3 separate regions of the Homo sapiens genome follow, and all the other regions are linked to region 2. The links are chromatin loops, found by intact Hi-C in ENCODE. Cell type or tissue: PC-3. All regions are shown on one strand.

Region 1 (8,000 bases), 190 kb after region 2:
CATGACCAATGGGGTGTCTGAACTCAATAAATGTTTATTATAGTGGACTTTCCTCAATTCTCTTACCTTAAACGTCCCAAACCCCCAAAGAATACATAAACCCATTTCTAAACTTTTCACAAAACAAAAGCTCACAAAGAAATCTTAAATGTAAATGTTTTCCTTTCTTATCGGCTATTTCAAATGAGAATTTTACTGGCAATTTGTCACTTTGCGAAGCAACTACAGGAACTCAGAATAGTTCAGGGTCTATTCAGAAGTTCTTTGTTAGAGAGGCTTTCGGGTGTCAATCTAGTTGGAGGTGGGAGATGGGGAAACAGGAGAAGTTGCATGATCACAACTAGCACGTTGTTCTTGCTTAGAATCCCTGTTTATTTGGGAGGACCCACCACAAATATAAATTAGTAGTACATTACATACAATAATAATAATAATGTTTTTATAAGTTACTTGAAAAGCCAGTAATTTAGAAGAAAATCACAAAGACAGAAGCCTAAATGGAATAAAAATTTATTTTTTCTAAAATGTTTTAACTATCAAAATTAGAAAACTATACCATTTATAATTACTAGAATCTAAATTTTACACAAAAATTATCTGAGTAAAGGTGAATTTTTTTAATTTAAACTATGTCTTACAAAAGATTGTTTAAAAATAAAACCATTCACAGTTCTATTCATTTTCTTGTTGCCAGTGTAAATAATACATGCACTACTGCATAAGCATTGTTTGTATACCTACATATATACAAATTTAAGAGCAATCTGAATTCTTTAATGTTATAAAATGTCCCATAGTTTCCATGTACAATGGATGTAAATAGTGTGCTAGATTGTGAGTAATTATAATTACTTTGGAACACAAAGACAAGCAAAAAAGTAATGAACACAGCATTATTGTGAAGACATAATTATGTATGTAAGAATCATTTGCATTCAGACTGTCTTAGAGAACTAATTTGACAGTTTAATTAATCTGTCTTTTCTCTTAAGCAAGCATTTCTGCCTCTCAAATCATCTTTGCCCTCTAAAACAATGTGTTATTAACATTAGCAGTGGCAAAAGCCATGTATCTTCACTGTACATGTGCCATCATCTTTTATTCCAAGAGCATACACAGAAAAGTATTTCCCTGGGACCTGGACAGGATTATTTACAACAGTTCTGACACATAAACACCTCTTGCCCTAATCTAAGAATATCTGTATATTATAACTTTGTATTAGAATTCTGCCAAAATAATATTCTCTTTTGTTTGTGTCTGTCTCTCACACTGCTGGCCTTCTAGAATTCCTAAACCCTAACTACATAATGCCTGTGGCACTTTCAATCATTTAGGCAAATGTTCTCACAGATTTTCTAAATACAGTCAGGAGGTTATAAAATTCTCATTGGAAAATACTACCTAAAGTTAATCATTAGAATAAGAACTGTAATAATTTAGACACTAATGTTAATGTGGCTTCATTTGAACAAAAGCTGGTGAGACTTAAATTTGGGTTAAAGCTTTAAGAAGGATGGAGTCAGTTATCAAGACTTTTGTAAAACAAAGAAACTGTTGCTAATCAGTGTTATGACATGGTTTCTGTGTTAACCAAGCAAAACTTTATCTTCAGTGGGATTACAAAGTACCAGTAACTCATTAATTATTGCTTACCAGCTTACTTTTACTACTCTGAAAACATGTAGCTCTAAGTAGTCAGGTACACAGAATGTACATGTCTCTCCTTTTTGCATGGAAGATGCGTCACACTAATCAAACATGGAAGATGTGTCACACTATTCAATCCAGGCACACCTTCCTGATAAACATTATGGATCCTCTGTATTCTTCCCAGACCCACATTCTAGGTACCCAAAACTAGATGACCTTGGAAGAACTTGAGATGAAATTTGTTTGCCATTGATTTTGAGATAAAGATGAACAAGCTGTTAATGAGGTAGTAGTGTAAATAAAGGAGATTTTTAAGTTCATTTGTTACATCTCAAAAATCTCTGTAAAAAAATGGTAGTACAGGTCTAGGTATTCTGAAGTCACCACAATAAAAATAAAGGACAACAATAAAGCACCAAGGGCTTTACTCTCTGGCAGGAGATTACAGTTTATCTGGGAGGTATGTATTCAGTTAACAAGCCTATTCTAAAACTCCTTTTCAGAAAGTTTGCTTACATCAAAATTACTGAGATAACATATGCTCCTGTTTCAAGTAAGATGGAGTAAATGCATCCCACTCTATCTTTCCTACTTATTGCAACTATAAAATGTGCACAGAATGCATTATGCAGCCATTTGACAACAGTGAAAAGCAAACAATAGTTGGCAGACTCAGGAAGAAGATGAGTATTTGAAGTACTGCCATATCATAGGTGAGTTTACTTGAGTGTTGGGGGGGTGGGTGGCGGTGTGTGTGTTTCTATTTGGTATACCACCCAATCCCCCCAGGCTTGGAATCCCAGCCTGGATTCAATGTAACCTTAAACTTGGAACTGCATAGTGATGTGGATAGAGAGAGCTCCACAAGGATCCTTCTGATTCTGGCTCTAGTAGCTGCAAATGGGTTTCATAATGCAATGCTGAGGGGTGGAGGATAGGGAATCCCTTGTGTATTTGTTTGTTTTTCTGTTGTCTCCTGTATCAGTCCTCAGGCAATCCTGAAACAATGGGGCTCACAGGACTAAATCTCTGAGAAAAGATAAACTCTTCGGAATAGAGGAGCAGTGGTCCCAAGAGGGTGAGACAAGCTCCTATTTCCTTTTGTTCTCTGTCTTCCTGTTGCTTGGTCTTGAATGAGGGCATACTCATGGGAAGTGTGAAGCTAAAGGAAGATAAATAAAACCTGGCTTTCTGGCCAGAGGACAGATAAGAGAAACCTAAGGGAACCAGAAAGGGCTGGAGAGATCATAGAGAGGAAAGAGCTCAGGAAAGCAACCTCATAAAGTAGTAAGCTGTGCATGTATAGATCTGACACTAAATAGCATATCAAAGACATTAAGATCTAAACTAAAGAATAGATAAGTGCCAAAGTCCCATCTAGCCATTTACTGGTGCACACATGGAACACATAGGAGTAGCACTACAAATGCTTTGAAAACATAACTGACACTGAAACCAAAACTCACAAAAAGCAGGTTAAAATGTATGACCTGAATACAACTGGGTAAATTGTATACTAAAACAAAAATACCAAGCTAAGCACAGTGGCTCATGCATATAATACTAGCACTTTGAGAGGCTGCAAAAGGAGGATCCCTTGAGCCCAGGGGCTTGAGGGCAGCCTGGGCAACAAAGGGAGATCCCATTTCTATGAAAAAATTGAAAAAAAAAAATACATACAAATCACAAAAAAAACAAGTTTCATATCATGTTTAAAATTTCCAAGAAACAAGCCAAGATCACTTAGCATACCCACAGCCAGGAAAATCACGACTCGCATGAAAAAGGCAATTAACAGAAACCAATGTCTAGGTGACAAAATGTTAGAATTATCAGGAAAAAGACTTCAAATTTGCTTTAGAAAAATGCTCTAAGAATGAAGGACTTCAAGGGCCAGGAGCAGTGGCTCATGCCCATAATTCCAGCACTTTGGGAGGCTGAGGGAGGCATATCACTTGAGGTGAGGAGTTTGAGACCAGCCTGGTCAACATAGTGAAACCCCATCTCTACTTAAAAAACAAAAATGAGCCAGGCCTGGTGGTGCATGCCTGTAGTCCCAGCTACTCGGGAGGCTGAGACAGAAGAATCACTTGAACCCAGGAGGTGGAGGTTGCGATGAGCCGAGATCGCACCACTGCACTCCAGCCTGGGGGACAGAGCGATATTCCATCTCTAAATAAATAAATAAATAAATGGAATTAAGGATTTCAAACCCTTGAAATAAATGGATACATTAAAAATATCAGTAATAAATTTTAGATATAAAGAACTAAATGAAAATTTTAAAACAGTAAATACAATAACTGAAATGTAAAAACTCACTGAATGGCCTTGAAGGCAGAATGCAGATTTCAGAGCAAAAAACCTATGAGCTTGAAGACAGATGAATAGAAATTATCCAATCTGAACAACAGAAAAAAAAAAAAGTGAGAATAAAAAGAGATTCAGGAACTTGCAAGATAGTAACAAAACTTTTAACACGCATTGAGGTCTCAGAATGAGAAAAGAAAATACGATGTGCAAAAAATTTTTCTTTTAAATAATGTGCGAATATTTTCTAAGTTTGACAGGAAACAAGAAAAATTTTAAAAAGCTCAGTAACCCCAAACAAGAGAAACCAAAATAATCTATATACAGACACATCACAATCAAACTGCTAAAAACTAAAAAGAAAAAATAATGTTTAAAGTAGCCAAAGAAAATGGACACATTACCTCTGTAGCAGTGATTCTCAACGGGTCTGATTTTGTCTTCTGAAACAACCCAGGGACATCTAGCAAAGTCTAGAGACATGTTTTATTGTGATGGCCGGGGATAGGTGCTACTGACATCTAGTGGGCAGAAGCAATGAATGCCTCTAAGTTTCCTGCATTGTACAAGAAAGCCTCCCACAAGAATTTCTGGCCCCAAATATCAGTGCTGCTAAGGCTGAAAAACCCTGCTTGTAGGAAAACAACTATTCAAATGACTGAGAATTTCTCATCAGAGATTGTAGAAACCAGAGTGAAGTGGAAAAACATTTTTAAAGCACTGAAATAAAAAAGCTATCAGTCCAGAATTCTTTATCCAGTGAAAATATCCATCAAGAATGAAGATGAAATAAAAACATTGCTAAATGAAAGAAAATGAAGAAGTTGTTGCCAACAGACATGCCATAAAATTATATAAAAATATATGTCAAAAGTAGTAATAATAAATTAAATGAAATATTAAAGGTGTTCAAATAACCCAAAGGAAAATAGAAAGGGGAAACAGACAAATGATGAGCAGACAAAACTAAAAAAAAAAACGTAATAGAGTAAAAGAAGCCAGCCTTACCTGGGCACGCCTGTAGTCCTATACTGAGGAGGCTGAGGCAGGAGGATCGCTTGAACCCAGGAGTTCAAGGTTACGATTAGTTAGGATTGTGCTACTGCATTCCATTCTGGGCAACAGAGCAAGACTCTGTCTCTAAAATAAAATAAAAAGAAAGCAAAGTGAAGTAAAATATTGTTTAAGAAAAGAAGCCGGTCTTAAAGATTACATAATAGATGGTTTCATTTATATAATTTTTTTTGGCAATAACAAAACTATAGTGCTAGAGAACCCCTCAGTCATTATCAGAAGTTAAAATTGGAAGGAGGGTGTACTTGGAAAGGTATTGCAAAAGGGAATTTGGAGAGGTGATGAAATTTTTCTCTATTTCAATCGTGGTGTTGGCTACTCAGATCTATATATGTGTTGAAAGCCATAGAACTGAGAGGAGGTACCAGCTGGGCCTCCTGGGTCCTGCAGGGGCTCAGAAAGCTGTGAAACGCACTCATTTCCTACTTCAGGACTTACTTCAGTCCTGGATGAATAATATTGAAGATATATGCTTAAAATATTCCTAACACCAGGATTTGTGCATGTGTTTTCTTCCCCAAGAAAGCTATAAACAGCGAAAATTTTACTGTAAGTTTCCCTGTGTCCTCTCTCCCTCTCTCCCTTTCCCCTCACCGAAACTAAAGTAAAAGAAATGTTAACTACCCGTTTTTCTGTAACCAGCAGACCTTATCTATACTCCCAATTCCAATTCCTTGTAAACATACTTTGTAAGGTCCTGTAAGATCCTGTCTCCTTTGCCATGCCGCTGCAAGGTCAGAAAGTAGATAAAACCTAAGTTGCAATTCCGGTTTTCCTCAAAATCTAAGACATGTCACAAAATAATTTACTGCCTTTGTTTCTCGCTCTGGTAACATCTTCCTGCCACACGTATTTCCTGCCTTAAAGAGTTTAAAAGGCAATCACCCAAAACCAACAGTGGCTACCCATTCAGGACCCCTTCCATGCTGTGGAAGCTTTGTACTTTCACTCTGCTCAATAAAGCCTACAACTTTTTCTTGCACTCTGTCCATGTCTCTATCACTCATCGTGATCAGCTGCCACACCAATTCTTTGGCATGGCCAGGCAAGAATCTTAGGCATTACAGAACTATACACAAAAAAGAGTCAATTTCATTATAACATAGTCTATAAAAATAAAGATCTTTGAAGAGAATATAGTCTTTGTAGGTAGTAGAGTATTGAAAGCACAATTTTAGACTAAGGATTTTTTTTCCAAATCGGTAAATCAGTTCACAAAAAATAAAAGATAACCATTGCAAATGGCTCCAGGGCTTAAATATTTTTCCAGCTGTTAATATAAACAATAATATAATACCAAATGATAATGCAAAAATTGAAATAATATTCAGATACAAAGGCAAGCATTTTTGTACCTTTCTCATACATTTACATGTGGGTTGGATTTACACATTATATAAAAAATTCAAGAGTATTTTTGTATATTTATTGGCCTCTTCAAATTCAAAACTTTTTAAAGCACTATTGTCAAGTGAGAGAACAATATGGCAGAATAAAGAAACCATCATGTGGGCATTCAAACTCTTTCTTCCCAGCTTTATTGAGGTGTAACTGGCAAAATAAATGTATTTATGTAAGGTGTATAAGGTATATTATGTGATTATTAGAAATACATATATATGTGTATGTGTATACATACATATATATATATATATATAGTGAAATGATTACCACAGTAAAGCTAATTAGCACATCCCTCATCTTTCACAGTTACATTTATTTATTTATTTGGTGGTAAAAATACTTCAGATCTAATCTCTTAGCAAACTCTTTGAAGCTGTAATTCCACTCTCAAGAATACTTCATATGGGAATAATTTACAGAAGTATAACAAAAAAGTAAAAGTATTTCATTTGCAAATCACTTATAATAGTAGAACTGTAAATACATAAAAGGAAGGAAGGAGAAAAAGAAGGAAGAAAGAAAAAAACAGAAAAGAAAGAATGAATGAAGAAAATTAGGTGAGGCATGGTGGCTCACACCTGTAATCCCAGCACTTTGGGAGGCCAAGGTGGGCAGATCATGATGTCAAGAGATCGAGACCATCCTGGCCAACATGGTGAAACCCCGTCTCTACTAAAAATACAAAATTAGCCAGGCATGGTGGCGGGCGCCTGTAGTCCAAGCTACTCAGGAGGCTGAGGCAGGAGAATTACTTGAACCAGGGAGACAGAGGTTGCAGTGAGCCGAGATCGCGCCACTGCACTCCAGCCTGGTGACAGAGCAAGACTCCGTCTTAAAAAAGAAAGAAAATTAGACAGTCAAATATATGCTCAGTAAAAAACATTTGCTAAACTATATCAAAAAATACGACATAAGCATGAATAATTATGTACTCTTTCAAGATATAGTAGAGCTGCTTATAATATGGCTTCAAAATTAGAAATATGATTTCAAAATCAGAAATGGTGTGGAAATAATGACTACAACTATCAAATGCATAGGCATGTGGATTAGAAATCAACTTTCATCTGTGAGTGAAAATTAATGTCATCAGGATAGCAAAGTTATGAAAGGGTTTCTCTCTGTTTTGCAGTAGTCTTCAATTTGCTATATTTCTTTCCTCAATCATAAAAGAAAGTGCTTCCATTTAGAATATATATAGGTGAATAATTTATAAACCTGCACACAGGAGGTTATTCTCTACTAAGATAATTATGATCACTATAGCAGTTTACCTTTAAATAAATCTTTAACAAAGAGTGTCTTAGGAGACCCACAGACAAGACAGAAATTTTTAGTAAAAAAGTAAATAGATTTAAATAATGCAATTTATTATATACAAAATTGACTTAAAGAAATATTTGCCCATGATAATATATATGCGATAGCACATCTGACAGCAAAATAAAGCCATGAAACACTAAGTAGCCTAAATGAATGAATGGATAAAACACAATTTTAGCTACTTTTATTCGAGCTCTATCTCAACATACTATAAATTAAGAGAAAGAATGAAGAAA
Region 2 (8,000 bases):
TCCTCAGTTTTGTGAACTTGTATCTGGACTGCCCAGGCCCATCTTTGAGTGTCCCCACTTCCAGCCACTGAGCAATTCTTCCCTCGCTCTTGAGCATCTGTCCTGGGAAATCAGAGATCCCGAACAGAGGGACCGGCTGGAGCTGCAGCAGAGGAACATAAATTGTGAAGATTTCATGGGCATTTATCAGTTCTCAAAATTAATACTTTTATAATTTCTTACGCATGTCTTTACTGCAATCTTTGAACATAAATTGTGAAGATTTCATTTTAATATGGACATTATCACTTCCCTAATAATACCCTTATAATTTCTTAAGCCTGTCTTACTTTAATCTCTTAATCCTGTTATCTTTGTAAGCTGAGAATGTGCATCACCTCAGGACCACTGTTGTACAAATTGACTGTAAAACACGTGTATTTGAACAATATGAAATCAGTGCACCTTGAAAACGAACAGAATAACAGCAATCTTAGGGAACAAGGGAAGACAACCATAAGGTCTGACTGCCTGCAGGGTCGGGCAGAATAGTGCTATATTTTTCTTCTTGCAGAGAGTCTATAAACAGATGTGCAAGTAGGAGAGATATTGCTAAATTCTTCTCCTAGCAAGGAATATTAAATATTAAGACCCTAGGAAAAGAATTGCATTCCTGGAGGGAGGTCTATAAACGGCCGCTCTGGGAGTGTCTATCTTACGCAGTTGAGATAACAACTGAAATACACCCTGGTCTCCTGCAGTACCCTCAGGCTTATTAGGGCGGGGAAAAGATCCCACCCTGGAAAATTTGAGGTGAGACCAGTTCTCTGCTCTCGAACTCTATTTTCTGTTAAGATGTTTATTAAGACAATATGTGCACAGAGGAACATAGACCCTCATCAGTAATGGTAATTTTGCCCTTGCCTTGTGATCTTGCTTTGCCCTTTGAAGCATGTGATCTTTGTGACCTACTCCCTGTTCATACACCCCCTCCCCTTTTGAAATCCCTAATAAAAACTTGCTGATTTTGTGGCTCAGGGGACATCACAGACCTACCAATATGTGATGTCGCCCCCAGAGGCCCAGCTGTAAAATTCCTCTCTTTGTACTCTTTCTCTTTACTTCTCAGACCGGCTGACACTTAGGGAAAATAGAAAGAACCTACCTTGAAATATTGGGGGCTGGTTCCCCTGATAAGCATCTAAGCCCAGACTCTTGGATGTCCTGCCCAGCCTCATAATGCTTGTTTGTTTCTTTCCTGGGAGACAGAGGTAAAATCTCTGGAGAGCTTTCTTACATTGTGGGATAATAAAATCCCTCAAAGACTATATCTTCCTCAGGGTCTAATCAAGACAGAACAGCCAGTGCTCTCAGTCATCTTAATTAGCCATGATACACAGGCTGGAGTGGCCATTTTGTCTAGTAAATATTGCCAGTGAAAATGGCCTTTGGAGTGGTCTAACAATATTACTTACTGCTAACTGTACATAACCTGTAAGAGAGACTATGTGTTCTCCAGAGATTTGTCAGAGAATATAAAGAACATAATATTGATATTACCATTTCCTAGCATTATCACAGCTAGGTGCAGGATATAATCATTTGAACTCAGAAGCTGAAATATGTGTACAACAACTCACAGATATTTCTCAGTGGATCGTCTGGAGACTCCTAGGGGTTTCTGCAATATTTTCTGCAGACTCATAATGCCAAAAGCATTTTCAAAGTAATGCTAATATATTATTTGTCCTTTTCTGCTCTCATAGTCTTTCAAGTGTATGGTGGCATTTTTCAGAAGCTATGGAAAGGGTATGTAATATTGAAAAGATGGATGCAGGAAAAGGTATGAGAATCCAGCCTATAAAATCAGACACTGAAAGTATTTGCAAAACTGTAAAACATTGTCACTCTTCTCATTAATGTTTTCTTTGGTTTTGGAAATTTTAGTAATTTTCATAAAAATATGTTGCTTATGTTAATAGGTACTTGGTTTACTATTCTTTTCAAATGAATTAGCAAATACACATTTTAATATTTAACAGTTTTTATTTCTAATGTAGTAAATATAGATAGAAATAACCCATATAAATAAATGAAGGCTTACCAAAACTCTTAATCCTTTGTAAGAATTTTAAAAGATCCTTGAAAACAAAAAAAATGAGTGTTGTTAGTCTAAAATAGTTTTTTTTTTGTTTCTCCTCTCTTTCTAAGCTTATTTGGCTCTTTCATTCATAAATACTTGCTACACATAAAATTATTTTATTATTATTATTATTTAACATTTCTGCTTTTTTTGTTTTATTATTAGTTTTCTAAATTTATTACTTTAAATAATAGCATATGAAATTACTTGTCTGCAGATTTAATTTGGGCATATTGAATTATCTTTGTTAGAAACTGTAACAGGCTTTACTCTCTGTGGTTCTTAAACATAGCTATACATTATACTCACCTGGATAGCTTTAGAATATATATCTATGCCTGGACCACACCCCCATATTTTATCATGTAACCTACCAAATACATCAAAGAGTGCCCAATTAAATGCTTATACCTACATTTTTATTAATAGGAAACTTTGATATCAGTGTAGTAGACATTAGTAATCATCAATACTTTTCTTCTCTTTTTCCTGGAAGCACAGACTATTACTTTTCCCAATCCTATTCACAGTTGAATAGCTCGAAATGACTAGATCTGGCAGAAGGGCACAAGGTGAACATGTATAGCTTTTAGATGAACTGCATTAAAATATACGATTCTTACCTAACATACTGTTTGTACTTCTGAGCTAAAATAGAGACACTGTAGTTGGAAAACTTCTCCTAGCAGTAGCCTAAAAGGGTCATCCAACAGAGACTTCTAGTTTGGGCTTGGAAACTACCCAATTAGGACCAAATTTGATTTTTTTCTTTAAACAGACTGGGCATATACTCTGTCCTCCAGACTGGAATGCAGTGGCATGATCATAGCTCACTATAACCTCTAACTCTTGAGCTCAATGATTCTCCCACTTCAGCCTCCAGGGTAGCTGGGACCACAGGTGCACACTAACATGCCCTGCTAATTTTTGTTATTTTTTGCAGAGAGGGATCTTGCTATGTTGCTCAGGCTGCTCTCAAACTCCTGACCTTAAGCAATTCTCCTGCCTCAGCCTCCTAAAGTGCTGAGATACCTGACATCAGCCACTGCACTTGGCCTGATTTCTTCATTTGCATAAACTGACCTGTTTGAGGGTTGGGTCATGAACTTCCTTTATTTAAGTCAGACCTGCTCTTTTTCTCCAGAACATGCTTTCCCTTTACATTGGAGGCTACACATCTCCCTGATCTGTAGACTGTTATTTTTTAGAAAATAAAGTGCCCTTTTGTTTTTCTTCCACAGACCTTAAGATCTTGTGTTAACCCTCAATATATGAAGGACATAGTCTCAACATAACATTTATGGCCAGCATGGTAGCTCATACCTATAATCCCAGAAATTTGGGAGGCTGAAGTGGATGGATCACTTGAGCCCAGGAGCTTGAGACTAGCCTGATTAACGTGAAAAAACGCTGTCTCTACAAAAAATACAAAAATCATTTGTGCATGGTGGTGTGCACCTGTATTACCAGCTACTCAGGAGGCTGAGGTTGGATAATCACCTGAGCTAGGAAGGTCGAGGCTACAGTGAGTCGTGTTCTCGCCACTGCACTCCAGCCTGGGCAACAACAGAGTGAGACCCTATCACAAAAAAATAAATAAATAAAATAAAATAAAATAATTATGAATCATACTACTATTAATTACTACATAAAATTGATACTTCTTTTTAGTTGTTTTGTTTTTGTGCTTTTAATGCTGTTAAGTAAGGATGTACAGTAAGAAGTCTATTCTGTGAAGTCCCATTCCTTGTGTAGTTACTTTACAAATTGATGTATGATTGGGTTTACTTTGTTTCCCTTTGTATTTAATTTCAAGAAATGTTGGTTTTATGCATAATACACTTATGGGATCTTTGGGTCAAAATGATATAGACAGGCATACGAAGATGTTTCATTTCTTTGTTTTCATCCCTGCCCTCTCCACTCTGCCTCTACTTCCATTCCTTATTAGTAAATTTCTCCTGGACCAGCTATCTCACCTGGCAGGTGAGAAGTGACAGCTACCAGCACAGGAGAGGAAGAGTTTACAGAAGCTGTCTGGGTTTCTCAGCTCAAGGGCTCCCTCTTCTGTTATGTCTCCGGCAGTTTATTTAATTAAAGTTAGTGCTTTAGTCCAAATTTCCCTGTCATTTCCTTTTGCTTTCCCAGTTCTCCTGTCCTGATCATTTCATTCTCAAACTTCGCCATAGCAGTTTTCCACTCGTGGTTGTTAGGTCCAGGTCCACGATTATGCCAAATGCCACACCCAGGGTTAGGGTCTAGCCCTAGCTGAGGTCCAAGGGGAGTGGATGGATAGCTGAAAGAACGCTCCAGGGGGGCCGTTTCTCATCAGCGGCTTACTCACACTGGCCCTCTAACACTGTCCACCTTTATCTGGGCTGTCTGCTGCAGCTCTGTGGCTCCTGCCACCCCACACCTGCAGCTGCACATTTGGCTCTCCCTTGCCTTCAGGGTCAGCAGCTTAATTATTTCCCTTTCTGGGCACCAGCACGAGCCATGCTGTGGCTCCCCTATATATCCTTCTGCAAGACAGACAGCTCTGGTTCTCTCTCTCTCTCTTTCTCTGGGTGCCAGCACCATGTCAAGCCATACCTAACAGCCCGTAGTGTCAGCAGGGCAGTTACACCTTCTGCAGACAATAGTGGCTCAGAGCCAAGTTTGAGCTTACACAAACAGGTTATATAACAAGTGGAGTATGCACCTGCACCCTAACCCCGCTGAGTCACACAGGCCTGGATGTCTGCCTAGGCCTAATTCTTGACCAAAGCACATCCATGTCCCTTACAATGGTGCTCTCCCCTCTTGCAGTGCATTCTATTTGCTTGGGTTTCTGAGTTCTGTCACTGCTCATGCTGTGTCTGTATTTCTTTCACTTCTCGGTACGGCAGTCCTTCTGATCCGCTACTGATCTGCTCCACAGTTGTGACTTCCACTCTAATGCTGGGGCTGTGAAGGATCTCCTACCCCTACCTCCCACTTAGGCACTTTTTTTGTTTTTTAATTGGGAATAGGGTGAATTTGTGGGTTTTCTCTGCCTGAAGGTATAGATTGTTTTATTATTTGTATTAGTCCTGTAGAAATATTTAAAACATCTTTTGTTGTGTTTTGTAGAATTTTCAAAGAGAAATGTGAGGAAACTGGAGTAAAAGCTGGACCATGCTCCTCTGGGAACACAGAACGCTCAAGAATTTCTCAGGCATTTGCTATTAGAGTCCTTTCTCTTCTACTCCTTCTGTGTAAATGAAGCAGGGGAAATGGAGAAGCCCAAAAGGAGGCATTGAGAATCAACAGCTAGTGAAAAACCATACATGCTGCTGTGGCAGAGTCAAGCTGAGAAGCCGAAAACACTCTGATTTTTGTTCAAGTGGTTTCTCCTGAGGGACCCAACTAAAGCAAAGTACCCTCAACTCTGTTAAAGTACGGTAAATATCTGCAAAGCAGGAACAAACACGCTGGGCACCTAGATGCTTTTAGGGAGTGATGTGTATTTCTAACATCTGAAACAATGTTTTAAACTCAGCCCTTAATTCAGTGATCTAAATGAACTCACGCAGTTCTCAGGGAATATTTTTATATTTTTTAGAAATATGTACATGCCAAGGTTTCCAATATGTATGTTTTCTCCGTATATATGGGAAGCCATGTGATATTGAAATGGATCCATCACAACTTTAAAAAAGAATTACAGTTCTTACATACACTTTTTAAGGTGTTTGTTGGTTTCTGATATTGGTTTCCCCAATCAGTAAAAAGAAGTACTAGTTCAGCTCTAGCCCAGAAAAGCAGAACATACTGATATGTGTAGTACATCAAAGGAATTATTGTACCAAGTTTTATTTTTGAGGTTTTCAAACACTAAGGTGATTTTACCTCACAATTTATTACAAGAAGAAAAAGCAAGATGAAACTTTTCCAGAAATATTACCAAAGACAAGGTTGAAAGATATTTTTAAAGCAATTTTAGAATCTGTTGTTATTCTGGGTCCTCTGAGAGGCAGATACCAGGACATCATTACACGTGCAAGAGATTTATTAGGGCACTGCCTGTGAGTGTAAATGAGAAGGGAGCCACAGGAAGCAATCAATGCATATTTGATCCATGTGGGAGAGAGAGGGAGGGAAGGGAGGTTGTGTAGAAACATCTTACCCTGCAGTGCGGTTCTAAGAAATTTCATCAAGTATATCACTGAGTCCTTCAGTGAAAATAACCCCCCAGAAACAGTCCTGCTGCAGTCTCCTGCCTACACTCAGCCACTGCCTGGGAGCAGCCTGTTGGAAGTATGATCTTGACATGAACTGGGTGTTGGTGGATTCAGAGTACAGCCTCTGGGACCCTAAGTCAATTACTCTCCCAGCAGTTAGACAGCTCATTTTCACAGCTGCCACTTATTCAAAGTCAAGAAAGCATACTAAGTTACCTATCTCAAAGTTACAGCATATCGTCCTTCTTTTATGCAAAAATCCAAAATTAAATGCAAAAAACACCTACTTAGAGTATGCTTATGTCTACAACAAGACTGAGAGCCACTCCATTCTTCTGTATATTAAAAATGTGCCTTTGGTCTAAGAAGCTAGATATATTGAACTATGCCTAGGAATCAAGTTGGCTATGAAAATCACTAACTTTAGAAAAGGGAAAAGAATGTGAATAAATAATCTGATGACAAAAATTTCATTTTTAAGTGGTATAGTGACTGCCCTGGCTATATAAGAAAAGGGCTTTGAAGGATTGCAGCATTCATGATTTATAGAATTCTTTTTCAGTACTGACCTAATTGACTTGTGCTTTCAGAAAATTCATTAATTAATGATTAATAAAATAACACCTTGAACCACGTGGCAGTCTCAGGGCAAACGGCCTGAGTTTCAGAGTCTCAAGGCAGAAAACTGATGCCATTTCAATATTTCCCACCCTAGGTCAGTGTTCTGTTGTTGTTTCAACCGTGGTGGTCTTGTCCACCACTTAGGTGTCCTTTCAGCCCTGAACTTTAAATATACCTCACCAATCCAGCTCTGGATGACTTGCCTTCCTGCTGCCTATGGCTGCATCTTACGGTGGCTTCTGGTCTCTAACAATACTTTTCTTTGAACATTTTACAGTTTTTCTGTACATTCACAACTATCTGATCTTGTGTTCCACGCTGGCATTCACCAGAACTTACTCCTTTTTGTGTATGTGCAGATGCTGTTATTTAGAGTGGGATTCATCTATTTATAACAACCTCATGTGATGCCCATTTGAAATTTTACTGATTTTACTGAGCTTTACTGAGCTTTACATTATGGGATGATTCTGAGCTCCATTCAATCAAGATAAAGAAAGCATCATGCCAGATGAGAAGGGAAACTCATCTCTTCTTTTTCCAATGCTGAAAGAGTAAGTGTAAGATGGAAGCTCTGTTTCTTGAAAGTTTGTTAAAAATTCATCCCTTAAAATTGTGACTGGGTGAAATGTCATATCTGATTAACTTGGAATTCAGTAGGAAAAATAAGAGCAAAGTAAAAAAATTAATCAAACAAATGGTAAGAAGTGAGAAAGGAAAACAACAAAAAGAATAATAAAGAAATCAGAAAATAAAAGGCAATTAATAAATCAGTCAGTTAATTAGACAACTTAGTAGCTACTATCAGGTCAAAACATAACATAACAACGTAACAAATTACCAAGCACTGATAAAAGCTATGAGAAAATTAAGTAGGTAATGAACTAAGACTGGGCAACTTATTTCCTTAGGATGGTCAAGAAAGTCTCAAAGGAAATAATGCTTAATTTGAAATCTGGATTATCGGAAGGAAAGTGTTCTGGGCTGGCAGGTCTTCATCTAATATTTCAGTGTCTCAGGACATTACAATTTGGTTCCACTTTTATTCCACTTAT
Region 3 (8,000 bases), 430 kb before region 2:
ACTTAAGAAGCATTAAATTAACACTAGTATTATTTCCCTTCTTTTTAAAAAAATAGTTTTTTACTAGATTGTGTAGACTATGTATAAATAAATATATGTGTATACAAACATCCACGCAAACATACATGTAGGTAACTTTCTGTATGTAGTTTAATTTAGAGCTTTTTGTATCATTACTTAATGGCTTTCTAAAGTATTTTCAAATCCCTTGAATCTCAGAAGAGTAAAGAAGATAATAGGTGGTGTGTTCACAGCAAGTATATTAAATTAAAACAAATTATTATTTTTAAGTCAAAAACAGTTGTCAGCATTTTTGCACAGTTCAACCTAGTTGCTCACATTATAATTAGGGAAGGTTATAGAGAAAGAAGCTGTATTGGTTTCGAAGGATGGATAAGATCAAGATACACAACAGTTGAAAGGAAATACAGGTCAAAAGTATTCTTTGTTCACAGCAGAAACATTTGAAATAAAATAAGCCAATTGCCGTTTGCTTGGTATTTCCCAAGAAAGAGGCAAAAATACACCCTCATTGCTCATCGAGTATATTCAAACTTTATAACAGGAAATGACCTGATACTTATCAGTAACTGCTTTAATTACTTTTATTCATTCTGGTTCACTTGTGAGCAACTCTCAGGATACTTGATAGGACAGTATAAAGTCAACGAATTATTGTTCTTCACAAATAATCTTTTTATTCTCTGGACAGTCATTTTACAAAGGAAGACCCATATGAGTACAGTGCTTAATTCCAATCAAGTTGTCCACTTTAATTTGGGAGGTGTAAGGTGTGCTCAAGCACTGATGTAGGGTTATTCACCATGCCTCTTATGTCTCCAGTAGAATTATATGGTGCATAATTTAAATCCCATGATGCAAATGACAACAAGCCTTATATCCAGGTCTGATGTTTAAAGCTAATGAGGAAGTCTACTATACAAGGGAGAATTTCCATGCTAAGAATATGTTGTGACAGAGTACATGTAACATAGACTTTGGACTAGAATCTTTCAGAGTGAAAACTGCTCTCTTGTATATTAACTTGGACATTTAACCCCTTGCCTTGGTTTCCTCATCTATAAAATACACGTATACAGATATTTGATATAAAGCTGAATGAGTTTATTGGAACCCCCAATTAAGATAATATTCATAAATATTCTTTATAAGTGGTAAAGCACATTGACATATAAGCTTCATTTGGTAAATGTCATGCATGTCCGAGTGAAGAGACCACCAAACAGGCTTTGTGTGAGCAACAAGGCTGTTTATTTCACCTAGGTGCAGGTGGGCGGAGTCCGAAAAGAGAGTCAGCAAAGGGTGGTGGGATTATCATTAGTTCTTATAAGTTTTGGGATAGGCGGTGGAAGTAGGAGCAATGTTTTGCAGGCAGGGGGTGGGTTTCACCAAGTACATTCTCAAGGGTGGGGAGAATTACAAAGAACCTTCTTAAGAGTGGGGGAGATTACAAAGAACATTCTTAAGGGTGGGGGAGATTACAAAGTACATTGATCAGTTAGGGTGGGGCAGAAACAAATCACAATTGTGGAATGTCATCAGTTAACGCTATTTTCACTTCTTTTGTGGATCTTCAGTTGCTTCAGGCCATCTGGATGTATAGGTGCATGTCACAGGGGATATGATGGCTTAGCTTGGGCTCAGAGGCATGACAGTAAACAGATATTAAGTAGTTACTAGGTACCAGGCAGTATGTCTAAACCTGAAGACACAAGAGTAAATCATGATCCCTTGGCAAGCCATCATGGCTCAGGCATGTAATGTGGCACTTGGGAAGGCTGAGGCGGGTGAATCGCTTGAACTCAGGAGTTAGAGACCAGCTTGGGCAACATGGTAAAACCCTGTCTCTACAGAAAATACAAAAAGTAGCTGGGGCATGGTGGCTCATGCCTGTACTCCTAACTACTTGTGGGCTGAGGTGAGAGGATGGCTTCAGCCTGGGAGGCAGAGGTTGCAGTGAGCAGAGATCACACCACTGCACTCCAGCCTGGGTGACAGAGTGAGACCCTGTCTCAAAAAAAAAAAAAAAAAAAAAAAAAAAAAAAATCATGATACCTGCACTCAGAATTCTTAGTCTAGAATAGAATTCAGTAAAAGGTAATTTCAATTTAATATGGGAAGGTCTATTTTAAGAATTAACATTTTGTTACACAACTAGTGAAGGGTAGAGCTGGGAAATAACTTCTAATTCATTTAACTTTAGAGCCCTTGTTTCAACCACTGCACTAATTTGCAGTAATAGTGATGCTGCTAGCATGCTAGGAAAGCATCAGATGTAAAAACTCACCCGTAAAAACTCACCCAGTCTTGCCGTTAAAGAGGTTATAGAACATATTTGCTGGAAAACATAAAAATGAGTTTCTCATCTAAAGAAAAGAGAGAAATAATTGCAAACAGAGAAAAGAGAGCTAAGAAAAGCAAAGAAAGCTAGAAAAAGGAAGATGTACTCTGAAAACATCAGTAAGGTTTCTGATGCTAGAGGGTTAGTTGCCAGTTGCTACTATAACAGATTACCTCACATGTAGTGTCTTAAAACAACACTATCACAACACTTAAAACTTATTATCACACAGTTCTGTAGATCAAAATCTGGATGTAGCATAGATTAAAAGGGTGCACAGTTCAGAATTTTACAATGCCAAAACCAAGGAATCAGTAGTCTGCAATCCTTTCTGGAAGCTCTGGGGATAAATCTGCTTCTAACCTCATATAGGCTATTAGTCAAATTCAGTTCCCTGCTGTTGGAAGGTTCCTGTTTCCTACCTGGTTGTCAGCCAGGGAGCCAGTCTTTGCCTCTAGAGGATGCACACATTCTTTCTCATGCTTTTCATTTGACTCACAGTCTCCAGCCCTTCTTAGCAATGGTGGATCAAGCCACCTTCCTGTCTGCCCAGGGCAAAGAGCTAGTGCACCCCCAGCCTCGCTTCACACCGCCCCCCCCCGCCCCAGGAGAGATTTCAGCACATCTCACCCGAGCTCTCCCTAGCACCCCTGTCAGGACAGGTGCTTCCACTCTTCACTGGGGTATCCAAGGGTGTGCCAGCTCTTACTCACAAGTGCCATCTACTGGAAAGAAGATTGAACTGCAGAACCAAATTTAAAAACCTGCCAACAGAAGGGAATAGAACTCGGAAACAAGATAATCAGTCTTCCTGAGACCTCTGTACTCCCAGCGCCACAGAAGATAGCGCGCCTGAGCATATGTCCACTACATTACTACTATAATCGGCATCTGAGAAAGCCACCACTCAACAGAAAAGCTATCTATAACCAAGGAAGTATATACAGTGCTTTTGCCTGCTGAAAGCACCCAGAACCAAAGCTAAATGATCATATACAACATAGGTTACAGTCACCTTCAAGGAGGAAAATAAAAAACTACCATCCAAATGAGAGTAAATTGGCTGGGTGTGGTGGCTTACATGTGTAATCCTAGCACTCTGGGAGGCTGAGGAGGACAAATTGCTTTAGCCCAGGAGTTGAAGACCAGACTGGGCAACAGGACAAAACCCTGTCTCTACAAAAAATACAAAAATTAGATGATGGTGGTGGCACATGCCTGTGGTCCCAGCTACTTGGGAGGGTGAGGTGGGAGGGTCACTTGGGCCCAAGAGGTCGAGGCTGTGGTGAGCCACGGTCATGCCACGATCGTGCTACTGCACTCCAGCCTGCGTGACAGAGCAAGACCCTGTCTCAAACATAAAATAAAAGAAAAACAAATGGGAGTAAATTGAAAAATAAGAAGTAACAGCTTCTTCAGATGAGAAGGAATCAATACAAAAAAACAAAAACAAAACAGATTTCCACACCCCTAAAAAGCACACTAGCTCTCTAGCAATGTACCCTAACCAAAAGGAAAATTCTGAAATGACAGATAAATAATTCAAAATATGGATTATAAGAAAGCTCAATGAGATCCAAGAGAAAACTGAAAACACAAAATTGAAAATACAAGCCATGCAAAGAAAACCCAAAAGAAAGCAGGTATACTTATATCAGATAAAACAGATTGTAAGTCAATTAAAAATTACAGTAAAAAATGACAAAGATTATTACATAATGATGAAGAAATCAATTCAAGAAGTTGTGACAATTCTAGATGTGTATGCACTCAACACCAGAGCACTCAGATTCATAAAACAAATACTAATAGACCTAAGAAAAGATGTATAAGACGATACAGTAATTGTGGGATATTTCAATACTGCACTGACAGCACTAGACAGATCACTGAGGCAGAAAATTAACAAAAGAACCCCAGATTTAAGTTGTATTCCAGAATAAATAGACCTAACAGACATTCACAGAACATCCTGCCCTGCAACTACAGAATACACGTTTTTCTCATCTGTACATGAAACATTCTTAAAATTTTCCCATATATTAGGCCACAAGGCAAGTCTCAATAAATTTTTAAAAAGTCAAAATTATATCAGGCATGTTCTCAGGACACAACGGAATAAAAAAAAATCAATACTAAGATTAACTCTCAAAACTATATAAATACACAGAAATTAAATAACTTACCCTGAATAATCTTTAAATAAACAGTGAAATCAAGGTAGAAATTAAAAATTGTTAAAATAAATGAAAATAAACACATGGCATACCAAAATCTCTGGGAAACAGCAAAGGCAGTGCTAAGAGGAAGATATATTTTAAAAACATAGAAAAATCTCAAATTAACCTTACTTTGCACTTTAAGGAACTAGAAAAAGAAAAACAAACAAAACCCAAAGCTAGCAGAAGAAAAATTATAACAAAGATCAAAGCTGAACTAAATGAAACTGGGACCAAAAACAATACTAAGAATCAATAAAATAAAAAGATGGTTTTTTGAAAAGATAAAAATGACAGACTACTAGCTAGATTAACCAAGAAAAAAAAGAGATTCAAATAAGCACAAGCAGAAAGAATAAGAGTGACATTATGACTAATACCACAGAAATACAAAAGATTATTATATACCACTACGAGCATATTTACCTACACGAACTAGGAAACCTAGAAGAATGGATAAATTCTTGAAAACATACAACCTCCCAAAATTTAACAAGGAAGAAGTAGAAATCTTGAACAGACCAATAGCAAGTAATGAAACTGAATCAGTAATAAAACATTTCCTGACACTAAAAATCCCAGGACCAAATGGACTTATAGCTGAATGCTTCCAGACATGCAAAGAACTATATCATTATCACTGAAACTTTTCCAAAAAAGATCAAGGAGGAAGGAATCCTCTCTAGCTCATTCTAAGAAGGAGTATTACTCTGATTCCAAAGCCAGGTAAGGATACAACAACAAAAAGAAGAAAACTACAGGACAGTATTTTTGATGAACAGAGATGCAAAAACCCTCAACAAAATACTAGCAAACTGAATGCAGCATCACATCACAAAGATAATGCACTATGATTAAGTGGGTTTTATTCCTGGGGTGCAGGGATGTTTCAACACATGAGAATCAATAAATGTGATTCACCAGGTAAACAGAATTAAAAGTAAAAACATTATAATCATCTCAATAGATGTGGAAAAAGCATTTGATAACATACAACATTCCTTCCTAATAAAAACCCTCAATAAACAACCATCCAAAGATCATAACTCAAAATAAGAAAAGCCATATATGACAAACCCTTAGCCAACATCATTTTCAGTGAGGAATAGTTTAAAGCAGCAACTCCCAACCTTTTTGGAACTGGGGACAGATTTCATGAAAGACAATTTTTCTACCGACTGTGCAGAGAGTGGGGAATGGTTTTGGGATAAAACTGTTCCAGCTCAGATCATCAGGCAGTAGTTAGATTCTCATAAGGAGTGCACAAACTAGATCCCTCTCATGTGCAATTTACAACAGGATTCACGCTCCTATGAGAATCTAATGCCAATACTGATCTGACAAGAGGCTGAGCTCAGGAGGTAATGCTTGCTTGCCCACTGCTCATCTCCTGCTGTGTGGCTGGGTTCCTAATCGGCCATGGACCACTACTGTTTGGCAGCCAGGTGTTTGGGACCGCTAAGTGCCAAAGGATTAAAGGATTCCCCGTAAGTCCTGGAACAAAACAAAGATGACCATTTTTATTACCCCTACTCAATTTAGAACTGGAAGTCCTAAATAGAGCAATAAGGCAAGAAAAATAAATAAAAAGCTTCCACATTGGAAAAGAGGAAGTCAAATTATCTGTTTGCCGATAATATGATGCAATACCTAGAAAACACTAAATACTCCTACAAAAAGATGCCTAGACTTGATGTAAAGTTTCAGCGTACAAAATCAAGGTACAAGAAATCAGTAACATTTCTGTGTACCAATAACAATCTAGCTGAGAACCAAACCCAGAATTCAATATCATTTATAATGTCTATAAAAAATGAAATACCTAAGAGTACTTTTAACCAAGGAAGTAAAATACCTCTGCCAGGAGAAATAGAAGACACTAATGAAAGGAATTGTAAGTGACACAAATGGAAAAACGTCTGATGCTCATGGATTGGAAGAATTGATATAATTAAAATGACCATACTGCCCAAAGCAATCTACAGATTCAATGAAATGTGTAACAAATTACCAATGTCATTTTTCAAAGAATTAGAAAATCCAATTCTGAAATTCATATGGAATCAAAAAAGAGCCTGAATAGCCAATGCAATTACAAGCAAAAAGTACAAAGCTAGAGACATCATGTTACCTGACTTCAAATTATACTACAGAACTATAGTAGCCAAAACTGCATGATATTGTTATAAGAATAGATACATAAATCAAAGAAGTAGAATAGATAACCCAGAAATAAAGCCACATACCCACAACCAACTGATATTTGACAAAGTGACTGAAAAGATACAATGGGGACAGAACACCCTGTTCAATAAATGGTGTTGGAAAAAAAATGTATAGCCATATGCAAAAGAATAAAACTGGACCCACATCTCTCACCATACATAAAAATTAAATCAAAATGAATTAAAAACTTAAATGTAAGACCTGAAACTATACAAATCCTAAAGAAAAACCTAGGAGAAATTTTTCTGGATATTGGCCTAGGCAGAGAATTTATGACCAAGTCCTCAAAATCACATGCAACAAAAACAAAAATGGACAAATTAGACTTAATTAAGTTAAAGAGCTTCTGCACAGCAAAAGAAACAATCATCAGAGTAAACAGACAACCTACAGAATGGGAAAATATATATGTAAACTATGCATTTGACCAAGGGCTAATATCCAGAATCTACAAGGAATTCAAACAACCCAAGAAAAAAAAGCAAATATCCCCATTAAAAAATAGACAAAAGACATGAACAGACATTTTTCAAAAGGAGATATACAAGCAGCCAGCAAACATAAATAATGCCCATCATTAGTAATCACCAGATAAATGCAAATTAAAACCACCATCATACACCAGTCAGAATGGCTATTATTAAAAAGTCAAAAAATGACAGATGTTGGCTAGGATGTGGAGAAAAGGAAATGCTTATACATTGTTGATAAGAAGGTAAATTTGTATAACCTTTATGAAAAACAGTATGAAGATTTCTCAAAGAACTGAAAATAGAACTACCATTTGACCCAGCAATCCCACTACTAGGTATATACCAAAATGGAAAGAAACCATTATACCAAAAATATATCTACTCTTGTTTATCACAGTGCTTTTCACAGTAATAGAGCCATAGCATCAGCATAAGTGTCCATCAACAGATGATTGCATAAAGAACATGTGGTATATCTGTAAACTACAGAATACTACCCAGCCATAAAAATAATGGAATCATGTCTTTTGCAGCAACATGGATGGAACTGAAGGCCATTGAGGCCATTATCCTAAGTGAAATAACTCAGAAACACGTGTTCTCATTTACAAGTGGGAACTAAACAACAGGTACACGTAGACATACAGAGTGGAATAATAAACACTGGAGATTCCAAAAGGTGGGAGGGCGGGAGGGGCTTGAGGGCTGGAAAATTACCCA

What was found. A loop is a pair of places that touch in the nucleus more often than their neighbours do. Peaks named below come from ENCODE experiments on the same cell type or tissue, not always from the same donor. Only the 100,000 strongest peaks of a DNase experiment are listed, where the experiment ranks them.
Region 1: a loop joins it to region 2, with 4 times the contacts of the local background. A loop is called at or near these places in 5 of 110 quality-filtered maps.
Region 3: a loop joins it to region 2, with 6 times the contacts of the local background. A loop is called at or near these places in 9 of 110 quality-filtered maps.

Annotation. Positions count from the first base shown.
Region 1 is chr11:22,917,621-22,925,620 of GRCh38, reverse strand. LINC02718 (long intergenic non-protein coding RNA 2718) reads right to left here. Exons shown (of 11, transcript NR_187210.1): 4 at 4,972-5,103. LOC124902646 (a long non-coding RNA gene) reads right to left here and starts at 4,784. Exons shown (of 2, transcript XR_007062623.1): 1 at 4,368-4,784. RefSeq lists an enhancer at 2,458-2,969. In PC-3, a CTCF peak has its summit at 4,493 (motif pointing left); a DNase peak (open chromatin) is centred at 4,470.
Region 2 is chr11:23,109,978-23,117,977 of GRCh38, reverse strand. All of the region lies in intron 4 of LINC02718 (long intergenic non-protein coding RNA 2718), which reads right to left. Among named protein-coding and RNA genes, the nearest start is that of CCDC179, 250 kb to the right of the region's middle. In PC-3, a CTCF peak has its summit at 4,183 (motif pointing left); DNase peaks (open chromatin) are centred at 4,187 and 4,807; H3K4me3 peaks cover 401 bases; H3K27ac peaks cover 455 bases.
Region 3 is chr11:23,535,324-23,543,323 of GRCh38, reverse strand. No RefSeq gene overlaps it. Among named protein-coding and RNA genes, the nearest start is that of MIR8054, 120 kb to the right of the region's middle. In PC-3, a CTCF peak has its summit at 3,112 (motif pointing left); a DNase peak (open chromatin) is centred at 2,933; H3K4me3 peaks cover 274 bases.